Linked DNA regions of Homo sapiens: regions 1 and 3 are each linked to region 2. Evidence: chromatin loops called from intact Hi-C (ENCODE). Cell type or tissue: mammary epithelial cell. All regions are shown on one strand. Region 1 overlaps DIS3L2 (DIS3 like 3'-5' exoribonuclease 2). Region 2 holds the start of NPPC (natriuretic peptide C). Region 3 has its middle 16 kb from the start of ALPI.

Evidence for each region. Hi-C counts contacts between places; a loop is a spot of excess contacts. Peaks named below come from ENCODE experiments on the same cell type or tissue, not always from the same donor. Only the 100,000 strongest peaks of a DNase experiment are listed, where the experiment ranks them.
Region 1: a loop joins it to region 2, with 19 times the contacts of the local background. A loop is called at or near these places in 8 of 110 quality-filtered maps.
Region 3: a loop joins it to region 2, with 10 times the contacts of the local background. A loop is called at or near these places in 38 of 110 quality-filtered maps.

Annotation. Positions count from the first base shown.
Region 1 is chr2:232,229,533-232,232,032 of GRCh38, forward strand. All of the region lies in intron 10 of DIS3L2 (DIS3 like 3'-5' exoribonuclease 2), which reads left to right. Among named protein-coding and RNA genes, the nearest start is that of MIR562, 58 kb to the left of the region's middle. RefSeq lists a silencer at 1,146-1,235 and an enhancer at 1,931-2,432. In mammary epithelial cell, a CTCF peak has its summit at 1,237 (motif pointing left); a DNase peak (open chromatin) is centred at 9.
Region 2 is chr2:231,924,186-231,926,685 of GRCh38, forward strand. It overlaps NPPC (natriuretic peptide C), which reads right to left and starts at 2,211. Exons shown (of 3, transcript NM_024409.4): 1 at 1,975-2,211; 2 at 1,220-1,530. The coding sequence starts at 2,064. The coding sequence ends at 1,240. RefSeq lists silencers at 1,105-1,194, 1,275-1,324, 2,280-2,499. In mammary epithelial cell, CTCF peaks have their summits at 1,250 (motif pointing right) and 2,170 (motif pointing right); DNase peaks (open chromatin) are centred at 1,266 and 2,336; H3K4me3 peaks cover 1,241 bases; H3K27me3 peaks cover 202 bases.
Region 3 is chr2:232,439,312-232,441,811 of GRCh38, forward strand. No RefSeq gene overlaps it. Among named protein-coding and RNA genes, the nearest start is that of ALPI, 16 kb to the right of the region's middle. RefSeq lists enhancers at 1-478, 479-983. In mammary epithelial cell, CTCF peaks have their summits at 318 (motif pointing left), 542 and 1,434 (motif pointing left); a DNase peak (open chromatin) is centred at 1,420; H3K27me3 peaks cover 120 bases.

The DNA of each region.
Region 1 (2,500 bases), 310 kb after region 2:
GACGTTGAGTGCGCCAGCCTCGCAAGTTCAGCTCCTCATTCTCTTTCCTGTTAATGAAGAAGGCCATTGCTCAAGTCATTTGGAAGAGAAAAAGTGGAATTTACTACCTGGGTGTTCCTCATACATGCTGTTCATATAAATTTAAACTTAGATGCCTGAGAATTACATTGAACATGACAAAAATTGCTGTGTGGGCAGTTTAGTTGAGTACTTGCAGATTGATAGAGCCCTTAGTAATAATGAAGGGAAAAGGTTCTTGAAGCTGCTCTGTTCCAGAAGATGAGCTCACCAGTTAAGGAGTTTGCAACTAAAGGTCCTCATTAACCTCTTGCTGGATGGCAAAGAGGAAAAAAGAAGAAGAAAATCCAGACTCTTCAAATCCTGACCTTTGGGGAGACCTAAGAAGTCATCCTATGCTACCCCCTCCTCATGGTGGGTTCCTGCATTTCATTCAGATTTACTTACCCCAGATTTTTTTTTCACTTCAGCTTCTCTTAAGTTTGTAAAATATCCTCAAACCATCACCACGTCATGGCCATGGAGTGCTGCCATGGCTTGCTATACTGGTGGTCAGCTTTTGTGTAAGATTACATAACGAATACCACATGGAACTGGAAGATGCCAGCGTTTGAGTTGTCCCTCTTACCTAGCAACCCAATCAGTGTTTCTCAGAGGGAATGTGCTTATCCCAAGTAAAAGGTGGAGTTTATTGTGTGGCCACAAGGTGATCCAAGCCCAATTGAGTCTGTCTCCAAAATTCAGTAGGATCATGCTAAGGCCAGGGCCCGCATCCTGGCTGCATGAGCTGCCCTAAGTAAGGCCCCTCATCGCTGGTGCCGTTTGAACAGCGGAACATCCCTTTCGCTCAGCCCCCTTGGTTGGATTACCCTTTCTGAGCTTCCAGAATACTGTTTTCTATCTCTGTTGAGGCTCCTATGTTGGGAAAACTGGCCACAGGGTCAAGAGGGGTGACCCAAGCCAGAGCATTGTGTTCCCATCATAGACTGGGTGGAAACCAACCTGAGGGACAGGAAGTCCAACATCTGTTCTATCTGTCAAGGTGTCCAGCAGGTTGTACTTCTGATTGTGGTCTTGAGGCTCTTTGTTTTTGTTCAGTATGACTGCAGATGGCATTAATAGAGCCATGGTCTGCAGAGTGGGTGAGGTGGCAAAGTGAGAAAGTGAGTATGGTACATTCAAGTTACCTTTCCACTTAGCGCTCCCTGGTGGCTTCCCATTGCACTTGAAGTAAAGAATGCCTCATCCTGACCCAGCAGGGCAGCTCTTCTCAGGGCCCATCCACCTCACTAGCCTCCCTGCTTCCACTTCTTCCCTGCTTTCCAGCCACAGCTGTGTCCCTAGACACAGCAAGCTTGCGCCCACCCCCCATCCTTCGCTCTGGCTCTCCTGCCTGGGATGCTCTCCCCCATGTCATCACGTGACATGGTCTTTTTTAGACCCACAGGTCTCAGTCTGTTTCCTCATAGACACCTTTTCATTACTAATGAACTCTAAAATAGGCTCCAGACATTCGCTGTTTTATTTTCTCCAAAGTCCTTTTTACTATCTAAGTAATCTTGTCATTTGTTTGTTTGCTCATTGCCTTTCTCTCCCCACTAGACTGGAAGCTTGACATGAGAAGGGACCTTGTCAGTTTTCTTGTATGTCTACAGTGCCTAGAAAAGGACTGGTACATAGTAGGAGCTTAGTAAGTATTTGTTGTGTGGCTGATTGAATGAATGAAGATGGTTATTAGGAAGATTATGAGGTAATTGAAAGCTAAACCATGTGGTTGTTTAGCCTGAAGCAGAAAAGTCCCAGGGGCCATATGCTGGCTGTCTCAGTAATTAAAGCTGGTGCTACCCTAAAAGCACCTAGCCCTGCTTCACTCCTTTCTCTTGGCCAGATTGCTGTCCTCCAAGGAGATGGGCTTGTTCTGGGCACCCTTATGAGCCAGAACTGGAGCCAATAAGTGAAAACTCTAGGGAGACATATTTTGGCTTTAAAAGAGAGAAAAAAATAATAATAATTGCCACTTTACCTGAGGACGTAGTGGGCTTCACCAGACAGCAGTGAATTTTAAGTCACCTGAGGTATGCATATGCAGGCACAGGCTGGGTGCTCTCTTGCAGACCTGGTATGGAGAGGGCTCAGCACCTGCATGGGCAGTTAGGCAGGGTTTACAATCCTTTCAGCCCAGAGCAGCAGGGCGCCTGCCCTGTATTTTTTGTTACTTTCTTTTTCATTCAGTAAATGTCAATCACTGCGGGCCCAGCCCTTTCCCTGCCCATCATGCTGATTACAGAGAGTCAGGAGGTAGTTCATGATCCGCATGTAGTAAATGGGGGTGAAAGAGTTGAGAAGCTGTAGGAAGACACAGAAGGGGATTGAGCCTGGTCTAGGTCATCAGGGCAGGCCTGCCGGAGGAAGTGACTTTAGGTGGTAGTTTGAAGGACCAGTGGGGGTTGCCAGGAAGAGGAATAGAGAGAACCGCGGGGAG
Region 2 (2,500 bases):
CAAATATTTCCACGAGTCTGTTCGGGGTGCAGTGGGTCCTAGAGTGCCTTAGGCCAGCACTTCGCCCTTAAGCTGTTCAATATGGAGAGGTGAATGGGTTCACAAACTGTGAAAAAGTGTTCTGTACTGTAAAAAAGAGACAGTGTGCTGGACAGGCGCTCTTGTTTCCCTCCGGGAGAAGATCCGACACTGACAAGGGTTTCTGGGGAGGAGACAGCAGCTTGCCCGTAGCCTGGGATGGGACAGTCAAGGTGTGGGACAGGCAGTGGCAGCTGCTGAGCTGGAGGCAAGAAAGCGAGAAAGCCAGGTAAGCCTGATCCTAACGCACATGACTGTCAATGTCAGAGGCTGGGATGTTATTCAGTGGGCACGGGCAGGCGGCAGGAATAGAGAGGAGGGAAAGAGGAGAGGTGAGGCTCTCTGCAGCAGTAAATTACCACCACGCGGCACCCGGCAGGGGGTGGCGGTAGGGCAGAGGTTTCCAGCCCTAGTGCGGGGTGAGACCCCACACCAGAAACGGAGCCCAGAGCACCGGTTGGGTCGGGACAGGGTTGGTGAGGGACTCTGGGACGTGTTGAGTTCGAGGCTGGGGCAAATAATATTTACTTTAGTGTCTTTCCTATTCCCTGAAATAGTGCCACAAGCACTGAGATTCACCCCCGAAGCCACCAGGCTGCAGCTGCCTCAGGACCCTGGACAGACCAGTTTGCCCACTGCCTGGGTTTAGAGAAGGGACAGGAATCGGAGTGTCCCAGGCAGAAGGGCGCTCTGACAGTGCCAGCAGAGGGCTACTCTCACTACAGGGGGCATGGTGGCCAGCAGATGATCGATGTCCCCTGGACTTGTGGGTGTAACCTTCCTTCTCTGCTCCCACAAACCCATGATCTCCTCTCAATCCCCCCACCAGCTGGCCAATAGGGGCCAGTGCTGCTAGTTCAGCTACGGTTCAGGGGTGGGTGAGACACCACCAAGCCTGTTTCTGCTTCTCCAGAAGAAGCCAGGTGGGTTCAACCAGGCTGAGCCGTTTCTGACCTTGCCAAAGTTCCCCGATCACGTTATCCTTCGCTTTCTTTGTCTGTAAAGTGGGATAATAAAGGGGGCGGCTGGCAAACGCCTAGCACAACTTGAGCAAAGGCGGCTCGCGCGCCTCCGAAGGCCGGCTGGGCGGCGGGCGGTCCCGGGCCGGGCTGGGGCTGGGCGTCGGGTGGGCCGTACTCACCGCCGCCAGGGGGCGCCGCACTAACATCCCAGGCCGCTCATGGAGCCGATTCGGTCCAGCTTGAGGCCGAAGCAGCCCTTGGACAAGCCCTTCTTGTTGGCTCCTTTGTATTTGCGCGCGTTGGGGTGCTCTTGCAGAAGGCGAGCCCACGCTGCCCGCGACTTGGTGTCCACGCGCAGGTCCCGGAGCAGTCGCGACCGGTCGCCCTTGAGATTGGCGCCCCCGCCCCCGGGAGCCTTGTCGCCCTTCTTCTGACCGCCGCCCGCAGCCTGCGGCTCGGCCAGCTCCTCTGCCGGCGGGGTTCGCGGGACCTGTCCGAGGAAAGAGCGGGCAGGTGAAGGGACACGCGGCTGCAGCACGGGGGACTCTGATGCTCCAGCCCCACGCGCCCGCCGGCGCGGGGTGTCCCTCCCAAGCCCAGAGCCGCCCCCACCGATGCCGGCCAGCTTGGCCCCGCATCCACCTGCCACGCGGCCGCCTTCGCCGCTCCCTCCGGAAGCCCCCTGCCCTCCCTTTGCTGCTCGCCGGGCAGGCCACACTGGGGTAGGGGGCTGCGCATGGGCCGATGTTCTCCGGAGGCTGGAGAAGTGGACCCCCGAATCCGCGCTTCGAGGGCTCCCCGGCTCTCGCCCACGCGCATCTCGGAGGAGACAGCCGCCTGCCTTCCCTCTCTCCTGGGTCCTGCGCGCCGCATTCTCCAAGCCCCCAGCCTCCCACGCCTCTCCCAGGCTCGGCGTCCCCACGACAGCACCCACCTTCGGCGGCGCCCCGGGCTTGGCTTCGGAGGGCCGGAGGGAGAGCAGCGTGAGCAGCAGGGCGCAGGCCAGCAGCTGGGAGAGATGCATGGTGCCGCTGGGGTCGAGGGGCGCACACGGGCGGCAGCGAGGGCGCGCAGGTCGGCGGGCAGACCAGCAGGGGGATGCGGAGCAGGCTGGCTGGGCTGCAGGGCGAGCAGGGTCCCAGTGCTGCGCGGCGCCGGCTGGGTGCGCTCTGAGCCCGTGACTCTGCTCGCGCCTTTATAATCCAACCTGCCGCTGATGTCATCCTCCCGCCCACCGGGCCGCCCGGGCCAATGACACCACGCACGCGGCCGCGCCGAGGGCCGGGAGGGGGCCGCGGGGGCTCCCCTCCCTTATCCCACCCCGGAGGGATCCCGCGGCTCGGCGGGCTCGCTCCAGGCTGCACTTGGAGCTGCAGAGCTGAGCGCACAGGGGAACTCCATTTGCAGCGAGCGCGCGCCCTGGCCTGCCGAGCATCGGTGCGCCTGGTGCCCTGTGCACC
Region 3 (2,500 bases), 520 kb after region 2:
CACATCAGAGGAGGAAGGTCTGAAGCCAGGGCAGGGGGCAGGGCACCCTCCCGTCCAGCGGCCCCAGTGCCCACTCCATTCCTTCGGGGCTCCCGTGGCCCAGAGTGTGGAGCGGCGCGGCCTGACCACCCAGGATAGCTTGGGGCGTTTCGGAGGTTTGGCTGCCTAGGCTGTGCACCTAGCACTGCTCCCCAGGAGAGGGAGGGAGGAGGTCAGAGTAGAGGGCCCTGCTGACCAGGTCACTGTCACAGCCTCCATCTCTGGCCCTGGGTTCCCATAGGAGCGCCTAGGCTCTAAGCTGGAGCCTCCCCATCCCAGGACCTTGGGGAGGAAGAGGCTGGGCGCCACCTGCTGGCCCACCAGGGAATTGACAGGGTGGGGGACTGTGGAGCCTGTGCTGGCCGCAGATGAGAGCCCTGACTCCCACCTTCCCTACCCCACCCACCCTGCACCGTCCAGCTCAGTTCTCTGACCCGTGGTGCCAGGTCCCATTTGCAATGGCGAATACTGAACTCGGTGCAACTCTGGCTGCTGGCAGCTGGGCTTGGCCTGCACCTTCCTGTCCCCAGACTCCACTGGGGACCTCCCTTCCAGCCATCCCAGGGCGTCACCACCACAGCCAGGGGCCAGCCCCACCTTCATTCACTCTTGCTCATAGCTCACCTCTTCTCTCCACCCCCATCTGCTACCTGCAGCATCAGAAGGACATGAGGGCACCAGACAGCCCCTGCAGCTGTCCTCAAACATCATGGCCAAGGCTGTGCCTGGGAAGTGGACTCTCTGCAGTGCCAGCTCCCTCCTCAGTGCCCTTGACCTTTATCTGGGTCCCTGCTTGATGTGGCCCAACTGGCTGGGCCAGAGCCCCACAGGCGCTGTCCCGACCCCCAGCCCCCTAGAGGGAGGGAGAGGCTGAGACGGCAAGGGAAGCAGAGACTCAGCCACACCAAGGGCCCTGGCAAGGTGGGCCTCTCCTCCATAGCCTCACCAGGCTTCACGTTCAAGGTCACCAAGAGTGCACTTGTTCACTGTTGAGGGCAGGGGTGACTCCTGGGACTGTGCTGGGGTCCAGGGAGAGCAGGTAGTGGAGTTGCCAGGGAAGCAGCTTGCCTGAGGTCTGTGGTCTTGGCAGGGGCTTCCACAGCGGCCCCACCCTCTCCCTGTCCCCTCCCTCCTGTCCTTGTCCTCGTGTTTACTGAAGATCATGAGAAGGGATGTGGAGAGCGCCTGCAGGAACTGAGAGCAGGAGCCTGGCTCAGCCCTGAGAGGCCCCCAGATATTCAATTCCTAAACCCATAGGGTGGGGCATGGGCACAGAGGAGAAACCGGGGCCGCCCGGCACAGCCCTGCTCTTTCACCCTGCCCGCCTGGTGGCCTCCTTAGCCTGCAGCCTCGGAGCGACCCAGTATGGGGGCATGCTGCCACCTGCTGGCCACACTTCAAAATGCAACCCAGGGTCGGCCTGGAGGCTACAGGTGTCCCTCTTCCCCCAGGCCTGCAACTGGGCTGGGGAAGGGGCACCAGGGAACAGCCCAGGTGCTCCTGCCCAGGAGGATTGTCCGACTGCGTGGGGAGAAAGTCCAGAACCGTGCTTGGCACATGGTAATCTTTGTGGAATGAGTGAACAAATGAATGAATGAACTATGCATCTGATGCTTTTCGGTGATGATGACCCAACCAAGATAGATTACATGAGCCATTTTCCAGCAGGAACTGGGACTCCTCTTGGGCTGACAAGATGTAAGTATGAAATCTAAATAAGATTCCAATGGCACTAGACAGTGACACACGTGACCCTAGCTATAAATGCCCATGGAAGAGAATTCTGTCTGACATTCAGGGAAGACTTGGAGCGGGGCAAGGGGATGGGATTGATGGCAGAAGTGAGACTCACAGGACACGTGTGGGAGACCCCTGGCTGGCCATGTTGGGGGAGGAGGGGCAACAGGAAAGCAGCGCCTGGATCTCGAGGGACTTGGCCGGCTCAGTCCTTCCATCGGGAGCCACATTCATTCACAGCGACTGTTGAGTCTAACAACGCTCAAGTACAGCAAAGCTGGAGCAACAGGCCCTGAAAGGGTGACTCCAGGGTCTCACCCCACCCTGACTCCTTCCCTCCTGCTGCCTCAGACTCTCCTGTCTACCCTCAGAGACCCTGTCGGGAGGCTTCCCTCCAACAAGGCACCATCCCCAGGGAGAAGGGAGCCCAGCACTCCTGGCCCTGTGGGGTCCTCAGTCCACTCACCACTGCCACATGCCCCAGGGAGTCCTCGGACTAGGACCTGGGCCGGGCCCCCCTGGGTTCCTATGGCCTGGGCGAGCATGGTGCCCTCTTACAGCCTGGGCTGCCTGAGCATTCCAGGCATCCTGTCATTCAGCAGAGATCTTTCCTCGGTGCCTTCTCTGGATTGGGTGGGCTGCTGAGCTCTGGGGCTGCTGCCGTGAATTATTTAATAGATGGGTGCTTCCCTGCTCTCCAGGGTCCCCCTCTGGGAGAGCCAGC